Regions from separate parts of the Homo sapiens genome. Here region 2 is linked to region 1. The links are chromatin loops, found by intact Hi-C in ENCODE. Cell type or tissue: heart left ventricle. All regions are shown on one strand. Links, peaks and the distances in the headings refer to the core of each region. The heading gives the core; the rest is flanking DNA. Region 1 overlaps CXCL9 (C-X-C motif chemokine ligand 9). Region 2 overlaps NAAA (N-acylethanolamine acid amidase).

What was found. Peaks named below come from ENCODE experiments on the same cell type or tissue, not always from the same donor. Only the 100,000 strongest peaks of a DNase experiment are listed, where the experiment ranks them.
Region 2: it touches region 1 in a loop (10-fold over the local background); 13 of 110 quality-filtered maps call a loop at or near these places.

The regions. Positions count from the first base shown.
Region 1 is chr4:76,001,650-76,007,034 of GRCh38, forward strand. CXCL9 (C-X-C motif chemokine ligand 9) reads right to left here. Exons shown (of 4, transcript NM_002416.3): 2 at 4,499-4,625; 3 at 3,160-3,244; 4 at 1-2,050. The coding sequence ends at 1,949. It overlaps SDAD1-AS1 (SDAD1 antisense RNA 1), which reads left to right. Exons shown (of 3, transcript NR_125906.1): 3 at 3,424-4,293. Among named protein-coding and RNA genes, the nearest start is that of CXCL9, 3.2 kb to the right of the region's middle. In heart left ventricle, for the core only: no CTCF peak of the experiment used is centred there; no DNase peak of the experiment used is centred there; H3K27ac peaks cover 1,402 bases.
Region 2 is chr4:75,933,645-75,939,029 of GRCh38, forward strand. NAAA (N-acylethanolamine acid amidase) reads right to left here. Exons shown (of 11, transcript NM_014435.4): 3 at 2,465-2,591. Among named protein-coding and RNA genes, the nearest start is that of NAAA, 4.7 kb to the right of the region's middle. In heart left ventricle, for the core only: no CTCF peak of the experiment used is centred there; no DNase peak of the experiment used is centred there.

The DNA.
Region 1 (5,385 bases), core at 386-5,385:
TGGTTGTTAGTTATATACTGTCTACCTGTGAGATGCAAGGTAAGTGGGTCACAGACTCTCAAATTTATGAAACACTTAGATTTTTCAGGGAAGTTACATGAAGGAACTAGGGAGTTTCATGATTAGATAAGACGTTCGGGTGGGATCTCCACCGGACAGCACTCTAAATCATCAGCAGTGTGAGCAGTGATTCAATTTGGGAAAGTGAGTATAGGTTTAAATTCTGGCCACAGACAACCTCTCCTACACAATTCACTGAACCTCCCCTGGAAGGAGGTTTCCACATCCTGCAGAGGCTAACTGGGCACCAATCATGCTTCCACTAACCGACTTGGCTGCTTCCTCTAGCGCTTAGTACTTCACCGTTCCCTTTCTTCATGGGAGATGGTGTGGTAATTGATAATCACAATACAAACTCTGAAACAAGTAAACGGACAATAAAACTCATATTTGCCTAAAATGAGTTTCGATAAGGATCTCGGTGGCTATCTTGTTAGATCTTAGAAAGCTGAGGCTTATTGAGAAAGCCCTTTTCCTTCGGGAAAAGGAATTTTTGTATGGTTGGGAAAAGGTTGGTCACTGGCTGATCTATAAAGTCCTTTTCATTGTAAGATTATATGATTTTCGGTAAACTGTATATTTTTTAAAAACAGTCCAGAATATCCGCAAGTGTTTTACCACGTGCTTCTTATTGTTGGAGAAGCTGAGCAAACATCCTGTCATAAAAAGACAAGGATGTTGCATCATCCCTGGTCCCTGTAGTGAGTGTCCTGAAGATAATAAGTAAGAGGTTACCAGAGGCTAGCCAACATGGAGTAGCCAGGAAAGAGCCAGCACCTGCTCTGAGACAATGGTCTGGTTGCCATCCTGCCCATAACAACATCAATTAAAAAATTATTAAAACCTAGTTCCACAGTATTATTAGGCACTGTGGAAGAAACAGGGAAATATACTGTGGCTCTTGCCCTCAAGGAGCTGACAATCTGGTTGGAGAGATAGGATAAACACCCAAGAATTAGTTAACCATTGAGTGTTCACCCATGTGGTACTGAACCAAGTGAAACAGGAGTTTTAAGATAATTTGTGTGTCCAAAAAGGTTTATTTAAGAGGCAGGACTTGAACTAAGCTGGACTGAGTGAGGATGAATTGGGAGAAGAAAGCACTTCTGTGGGGTGTTGGGGACAAGATGAGAAAGGAGTTGACTCAGATAAATCAGAGCATATGACAGGTGCACTGGAGAGAAGAAAGGCACTGCATTGTGGTAGGATGGAGAAGAGCTGACTTGAATGAAGCAAAGGGGAACAAAAAGAAATAAAGTGGTCAGCCTGAGCGGGCAAGATGGAATCACATGGCTTCCAAAGCCAGAAAGGAGGCTCTGAAAGCCACACACTGGTGATCTCCAGTGGTGATACCCAATAACAATCAGCATGAATCTCTCAGACACATTGTGTGTGAGGCCTGTAGGCTGATTCAAATACAGAGGTTGATGGCCACAGCAGCTTGGTGAGGTCCAGCTCAATTTCAAACTGCTTGGCTCACCAGCATGCTAACAGGCTTAGGACTTGCTGACATGTGCCTCAGATACTCTCTGGAGGCTGCAGTACGTGGAAGCCTAGGGCTGCTCTTCCAGGCAGCTGTTGTGAGTGGGATGTGGTTGGGTGAACATCTGTGTAGACATGGGTATTGCTAAAATCATGGCCTTAAGCATGATGAAATTCAACTGGTGGGTGGTAGAAGAACAAAGACAATCATAGCCTTTAACAATTCTTAACGTTTGGATTCTTAAAATCAACTTTCTAACTTTAGTTACAATTTCAGAGTAATGTTTTAAATTTTCTAGTCAAATTAATAAGCCTTTGTATTATATGCCATCCTCCTTTGGAATGATAGCGGTATAATTAAAATAGAACATTTTTAACACAGAATACTTATTGGTGAAGTGGTCTCTTATGTAGTCTTCTTTTGACGAGAACGTTGAGATTTTCGAACTTTCAGAACTTTCTTTTTTTGATGTTTTTTCCCATTCTTTTGCTTTTTCTTTTGGCTGACCTGTGAGAAGAAGGGGAAAAAGGGCAATGTTTCTGAATCTTACCATTTTTACTTCCTTTTATTTGGACTCTCCTGATCATTGTCTCATACCCACATAGTCTCAAAACCACATTAAAGTCACTTCACTCTCAGAGGGGCTCCCTTAGATTCTCTCTACTTTGCTCACTTTGAGGAGGAGGCAACAGCCTTCAAACTGGCTGTCTTTTGTCTATTCTTCTGGCTTATTACATTCTCCTGGCAACCTTGCTTACCACTCACCTGCCCCAGCTACAACCCTCTGAAGGTGGCACTATTATCATCCACGTTTTACATAGGAGGAGGCTGAGTTCTGGAGAGGGTGACTTTCCCAAATCTAGACAGCTAGTATGTGGCAGAACCTCCAGTCTGTGAGACTCCAGAACCCAATCTCCCACCCACATATTCTGTGGCTCTCTTCAAATCCAACTCCTTAGTATGCCATGCAGGATTCCTCCCGCTTTGTCCTGATCTACTTTTCTGCCTCAGTCCCTTCACTCTCTTCACACAAACTCCAGCCACATTAATGGAGGCTCCCTGAACACAGCAGGTTCTCTCATGATTCTACTCTTCTGCTCATGCTGTCCTTACCTTCCTGGCAAATTATTTATCCTTCAAGACCCAAATCAAATATCACCTGACATGAGAAATCTTCCTTAACACTTTCTCCTGCCCCATTCCCCCAGCAAAGTTAAGTACTCCCTCCTCTATGTCGTCAAGATTCTTGTGCATACTTTTATATTTCTCACATTGTACCATAATTATTAGCATATGCACTACAACAGGAAGGGACTATACCTTATTATCTTTGTATCCTGTGTCTACCATTCAATTCATTACATATTTATTGTATTAAATAAGGACAAGCTCTGTACCCCCAAGGAACACACATTCTTCCAGTGGGAGACAGAGAGGGGATACTATATGTAGGAACCTAATTTTGTCCTAGGAACAAAATAGAAGCACCATAATATGAATGAAAAATGTATTCTTAAAAGTTATGTATTCTTATAGTGTTAATGAAAAAGCAGATTCTTTGTCTTCTAAAGTTAATTTCTAAAAGAAAGAAAATTTTGATCTTCCTTTTCACCAACCTGTTTCTCCCACTTTTTAATCAGTTCCTTCACATCTGCTGAATCTGGGTTTAGACATGTTTGAACTCCATTCTTCAGTGTAGCACTGCCAAAGAAATAGCAATGAGATAGTTTTTTCTCATTAATAATTTAAATGCTTCTTCTCAGAAATAATGAAAATCAGTATGAATTGTGCTGAATTTTCTAATGAAACTACTTAAAATTATTTCCTAGGACAAGATGAGTCACTGGTTGAATTTTTTTTTTTTTCTTTTTTTGAGACAGAATTTCGCTCTGTTGCCAGGCTGGAGTACAGTGGTGCGATCTCAGCTTGCTGCAACTTCCAACTCCTGGATTCAAGCGATTCTCCTGCCTCAGCCTCCCGAATAGCTGGGACTACAGGCATGCGCCACCACGCCCAGCTAATTTTTGTATTTTTAGTAGAGACAGGGTTTTACCACATTGGCCAGGATGGTCTCAATCTCTTGACCTCATGATCTGCCCACCTCAGCCTCCCAAAGTGCTGGGATTACAGGTGTGAGCCACTGCACCCGGCCCTGGTTAAATTTTAAAAATTACTTACAGTAGACTGTCTGGAAATAATTTAAATGTTCCTTTAATTTTTCTGTATAGTCTGAGAATAAGAGTAGTCAAGGATGACTTATAAAGACAAAATATGCACACATCCTTCAACCTAGCAATCCTAATCTCTAGAAAGGAAAGAATTACAGACACAATACTGCCACAGTAAGTTTTATTTCAGCAGTAAAAATTTGGAAATAATCTATATTTCCAACAATAATCCTGGTCATATAAATTATGGTTTATCCATATGATGAAATACAGTTTGGCCATTAAAAATGACATTAAGTAAAAATGACATTATTAGAGATTTACTGACACGAGAAAATGTTCATGATATAGTGTTAATGAAAAAGCAGATTACAAAACAGTGTATAGTATATGATTTAATTTTTGTGCTTATATACGTGTATGTAAAAACATATCTATGTTATGTGCACACGAAGCAAGTAAGGAAGATTTAGAAAACTGTATACTAAGGGGTTAACAGTATTTGTCACTCAAGGGTAGAATTATGCGTGATTTTTATTTTCTTCTATTGTGTTACCTGCATTAAACATTTTGTACAATAAACATGTGTCATTCTTGGGGCCTAATCTACCAGAAATTCCTTGCATTTTTAAGGAGAAGAAAAGAAAGGAGCTGCCCAAATTTATGGAGGGGGTAACCATCTGATTTTTAAGTGTTTGTATGGGCAAGCACTCCAAGGGTAAAACTCATGCTAAATTTAATGTTCTTGCCAATATGGTGCATGCATGTTAGCTGGGTTGTTACTTACATGATTTCAATTTTCTCGCAGGAAGGGCTTGGGGCAAATTGTTTAAGGTCTTTCAAGGATTGTAGGTGGATAGTCCCTTGGTTGGTGCTGATGCAGGAACAGCGACCCTTTCTCACTACTGGGGTTCCTGAGGGAAAGAAAAAGATAGAACACATCAGTATAGGCCAATGTTTCAGTTTAGGTGATCTATCAAAATGATACACTTGACTGAGTCATGATTATTGCTATCATTTACCGAGTGCCTAAAAATAATCACCACAAACCTTTGAAGGAGGTATCATCTCTATTTTATACATAAGGAAACTAAGGTTCAGAAAGATTAAGAACAAAGTCATACAGCTTTTAGGGAGCAGGGGCAGGGTTTTAGCCCAGATCTCTCTGAGTCCAAAGGCGTTGCTCTTAACTACCACACCGTAAGTCCGTGGGAGAAAAAGAGACTTTCACAATATTTAATAAATGCCTATCACAAGACAAACAGATAACTAATTCATGTATGCTATGCTGATCACAGTTTCTTAAGCAACTCCTAAACCATCTATTATTTATTATCTGACCTTAAGGAATGGAACTGGTGTTGGTGTTGAATAGAAAGCACTCCTTTGTAACCAATCACCACTTTCATCCTCATCCTCTCTCCTCCCCACTGCCTTGCTTTTCAATAGTGTTTTAAATTTTTGAAAACCCCTTAAAATACATTATCTTAATTCTTAAATTCATATATTTACTTGGTACTTATTGTACCATATGCCATACATTGTGTAGCAGTCAGAAAAGGTATAACTACAAAGTTCTATTTTACAGATGATGAGGAAACTGAGGTCTAGAAAGATTAAGTAATTTGTCCAAGGTAACAAAGATAGTTAGTAAATAGATTAGGGACAAATTCT
Region 2 (5,385 bases), core at 310-5,309, 68 kb before region 1:
TGCAGCTCTGAAAATCTGTCTTTACTTCTGTTTGTACTTCCCAGTTGTTTCTGCCTAGTCAGTTAACATAAACAAACCCTTAGCAGGGAATTTTAAGTTACAGCCTGGTGCCTGGTGCGGTGGCTCAAACCTGTAATCCCAGCACTTTGGGAGGCCGAGGCGGGTGGATTATCTGAGCTCAGGAGTTCAAGACCAGCCAACATAGTGAAACCCCATCTCTGCTAAAAATACAAAAATTAGCCGGGTGTGGTGGCACCCTCCTATAGTCCCAGCTACTTGGGAGGCTGAGGCAGGAGAATTGCTTGAACATGGGAGGCAGAGGTTGCAGTGAGCCGAGATCGCGCCACTGCACTCCAGCCTGGGTGATAGAGCGAGACTCTGTCTCAAAAATAAAAACAATAGTAGTAGTAATAATAATAATAATAATAATAATAATAATAATAATAATAATAATTTACAGCCTAATTAAGGCTGTAAACAAAAACTATCAGTAGGCCTAACGCCTGGGTTCTGGCCCTACCTCTGCCATGTCTCTAGAGGCCTTGTGATTCGGGGCAAGTCAGTCTCTGTGAAGCTGGGCCCCCTCATCTAGAAAGTAAAGATTAAAATGTTGACTTATGCCTGCTTCACAGGGCTGCTGGGGGGATCGAATGAGGTCCTGTGTATGATAATACTTTTGTTGTTGTTGTTGAGATGGAGTCTCACTCTGTCACTGGGCTAGAGTGCAGTGGTGCGATCTCAGCTCACTGCAACCTCCGCCTCCCAGGTTCAAGCGATTCCCCTGCCTCAGCCTCCCAAGTAGCTGGGATTACAGACACCCACCCACACGCCCAGCTAATTTTTTTTTTTTTTTTTTGTAGTTTTAGTAGAGACGGGGTTTCACCACATTGGCCAGGCTGGTCTTGAACTCCTGACCTCGTGATTCGCCTGCCTCGGCCTCCCAAAGTGTTGGGATTACAGGCGTGAGCCACCGCGCCCAGCCAAAAATACTTTTAAGATTACAAACACTAGACAAGAATGAGAGATGAATTATTTTGTGGATAACCTGTTCTTAATTTCATAAAACAATTTCTTGGCCATGAGTCCTCCATAGAAAAGCAATACCCAAGTGTAAACTGTCTATATTCAGTAACAGTCACCTGAGTACTGAGAGTAAAACTACCTCTACAGACTATTTCTCTATAGATTATTTCATGGGAACTCCAGGAAAAACAAAAACAAATGAAGCAACAACTATTAGAGTGAGTTTCAGAGCAGCTGAAATAATTTATTTTCATTGCATTTATTCCTTTGTCTCTTTATTAAGAGTATTAGCTCATTATAGAACAATGGAGAAAAAACATGAATAAATAATAAATAATATTATCCTTCATTCAGTAATAACTTAATATTTAGCAGATTTCCTTTGAGAATTTATTATGCATTTATATTATCGTTACCACTTAAAATCATTTTTAAAGTAATTCAGCTAGAAATCAAATTGTTAATAGTGGCAAAGTAAAGAAATGGGACTGGAAAGGAGAAACTTTTACTTTAAATATTTCTGTACTGTTTGAATTTTTTATGAAAAAAAGTGTTTGTAAAAGCAGATGACTGAGTAGTTAGTAAATGAGTTTTTAGTATTTGTGAATCAACCCCTAAATGCAAAGAACAAAGGGAATATAGTCCTTGTCCTTACAGCCAAAATCTGGCTTTTGCACTCTGTATTCTGTTTTACAGCAAAACATGCTTTGCGTACTCAATGAACATTGATTAATTCTGTCTCTCTAAAAGTTTACACAGTTGACAACAGCACACACTAGATTATAGTTTTAAAGGGACCATGCTATAAACAAAAGATCTAAGTATAATTTTTTAAAGATCATACACAAGAAAGTGGTGTGGGTCAATCACACTTGCAGAATGAAGGACCATTTATTATTTGGCTACAACTTTACATAGACTACTTCATTTAACATTTATAACTATCGCAGTAAAGTAGTTATGAGCCTCCATGAGCTGTAGTCTGCAAAATTAGGGAATGAGTAATTTCTCAGGTTCACAAAGGAAGTACAGTAATTGATAGAATCAAGATTTAAACCTGGGACTGTCAGATCCCAAAGTTGGGTGTTTCTAGTTATTGCACTACCCAGCCCCTCCATATTCCAGAAGCAGCCTGGGCATGGGAAAGCAGAGGAAAGAGCTGACTCTGCATAAGTGGATGATTGATCACTCTCTAAAAGAGATTTCCCTATGGAAAACTGGGTGACCTCTTTAAGTAGACACTGAATAATAAATAATAAATGACCGTCCTTCCTATAAGCATAATTGATGCAAACCTCTCTTCTGGCTTTGTTTTTCCAGGGGTGTGATTTTTTTGTGTCTTACACTGATAACACACTTAAGTTAGCAGGCCATCCAAATGACTGCTAACTTGAGTTTGCAAATCTTTCTGATTTTTTATCTTATATGGTACGGATTATACCTGCCCATTCTTTAAGAATTGCACATCCACTGTCAGCTTGCGTAAGACATTCCCAAAAGGATAATCCAAATTCCGACCATGGTAAATGTGGCCTCTGGAGTCTTGAGCCACAATACTGGTGCAGAACCTGAGAAAAGGGAAAAGTCCAACATGAATGAATAAGACAAATAAGAAAAAAAAGGAAAAGGAGTTTTTCATTTGTAAAACAAATCCTCAAAGTAAAAGTTTTTCTTCCTTATAACTGATATATGTGCTATAATGCTTGTATAAGAATATAGATTAACAATTCAAGATGAAAAACACAACTGGATACAACTCATCTGTGTTCATTCAGTGTTTCTAGGATCTTTACCCTTAGCACACATGGAGGGCATCATAAGCATAGTAAGTGAGAATTTCATCCTCAGTCTAAATCTGAAGTGAAACTAACCCATCCTGGGCTCAGGACACCTCTGAACTCTGCTTTTTCCTCTGCATGGCAGCATGTATTCTATTTAACACATGATTCAAAGCCAGCTCAAGCTCACCTCTCCATATATGAATTCCTCAGAGCAAATAAAGTAACACTAAACCATTGTTTCACAAATGTTTCATTTTGTCCCCTTGGGAAAATGGCTGGCTCTTAAGGGACTTGGCACTTTTCCTTTCTCTCTCCAGCTCCTTGCACAGAGATCATAATTTTAAAAAAGGGGGAATCTCTATGAACAGAAGTATTGTGAGAAAAAGAGGAGGAGGCTTGTTAAGTATCTATCCATATTCTCTGAGAATATTTAACTGTACATGAAAAAATATTTATATACAGTATGTCCAATACCAGAGGGAAAAATATGTATATCCACATGAACAAAACTGAGAGAAAATATCCTGAAGGGTTTTTCTGGTCATTTTTTAATAACAGGATGGTGGTTAGCTTTGTTTTTTTACTTTTCTACATTTACTGATTTTCTACAACGATTACATGTTACTTTTATAATTGGGGAAAAAAGTGTTACTTTTTGTTTGTTTGTTTTAAGATGGAAACTTGGGCTGGGCAAGGGCACAGTGGCTCATGCCTGTAATCCCAGCACTTTGGGAGGCCAAGGTGGGTGAATCATGAGGTCAGGAGTTTGAGACCAGCCTGGCCAACATAGTGAAACCTCATCTCTACTAAAAATACAAAAATTAGCCGGGCATGGTGGCGCACACCTGTTGTCCCAGCTATCTGGGGGGCTGAGGCAGGAAAATCGCTTGAACCAGGGAGGCGGAGGTTGCGATGAGCCAAGATCGTGCCACTACACTCCAGCCTGAGTAACAGAGTGAGACTCCGTCTCAAACATAAATAAATAAAATAAAATAAAGACGGAAACTTGGTCAGTTTTAATTCCCTCCAAGGTTTCTGTTATTTATTTATTTATTTATTTATTTTGAGTCTCTGTCACCCAGGCTGGAGTGCAGTGGTGCAATGTCGGCTCACTGCAGCCGTGACTTCCCGGGCTGAAGCGATCCTCCCACTTCAGCCTCCTGAGTATCTGGGACCACAGGCGCAAGCCTCCACATCCGGCTAATTTTGTGGTATTTTTTGTAGAGACAAGGTTTTACCATGTTGCCCAGGCTGGTCTCGAACTCCTGGGCTCAAGAGATCCATCCACCTCAGCCTCCCAAAATGCTGGCAATGCAGGCGTGAGCCACTGTGGCCGGCCACCCTCCAAGGTTTCTGAGCTTAACTTCAAAGAGTTCAGGTCAGGGAGGGGACTGGTAAGACATGGGAAGTACTAAAGCAAAGTTTGTGGGATCTCTCTCAGAGGCGATTTTTCAAAATTGGCAAGATAACAATACTTCCATCTCAGGCCCAAATGTTGTAGTGTGATGCAGCAGTGCACAAGCATGGGAGACAAATGAGGAAACAGGCTCTGCTTTGAAAGGCACTGCAGCGAACTGGAGATTCCCATGCTTTTAGCACTCACCAGCCACCTGACTTCCAGCAAGGTGGCCCCACTGAGGCTTGGTTTCCACATCACAAAACAGATGATACCATCTTCCCCACGGGACTGTGTTCATGAAGTGCCTGGCACCCAGTAGGCTCAATAAAGGGTAGCTAGTATTATTCTAATTCAAGAAGGCTTACTTCCAACATGAGAAGAAAGCATTTCCTTTGTTAATGCTAGTGAATTGAATGGTGCTATTAGGCAATTCAATAAATACCTTAGTATCAAATCCAAAAGTTAGAATGTTTTTACTAGAACTTTTGCTTTAATGTGTTTGAATATGGTGACTCCAACAGATGAGGGTAAAAATGATTCGTGATTTTTCATTGAGAAAGCTGTAAGTTAAAAATAGGAAAAAGTTGGAGGTAGGAGAGGGAGGTGGTAAAATTATAATAACTTAGTTCAACTGAAAAGCATGTTATTTAGCAGGCCTGTGTCTTTTCTGTGCCTGAAAGCATTTCCTGAAGAGGAAGGCAGTCCCAGTGCTTTTTAGCTTACTCTGCCTAGGTGTTCTGGGAAAATGCCTGGGCCAGTAAAGTTTCATTATTCCAAGATCTTTTCTACCCCCATCATCTTTAGGCAGCAAGAAGCTCTAAGTATGTACAAGAGGTTACGAGATGAAGCTAGTCTGCTGGCAAAACAATAAGTATTGAAGGAAGAAACCAAGTCAAAACCTCTCTTTATTCCAGGGCCTATTACTGAGCCCATAAACCTTTAGTGGTCCCCTGCACTTTGCCTGGGATCAACCACACACTCCATGTTGCTTTCACTTCTGGGTGCACTTTTTTTCTTTGATATGGAATCTCGCTTTGTCGCCCAGGCTGCAGAGTGCAATGGTGCCATCTTGGCTCACTGCAACCTCTGCCTCCTGGGTTCAAGTGATTCTCCTGCCTCGGCCTCCCAAGTAGCTGGGATTCACAGGTGCCCGCCACCAGGCCCTGGTAATTTTTTTGTATT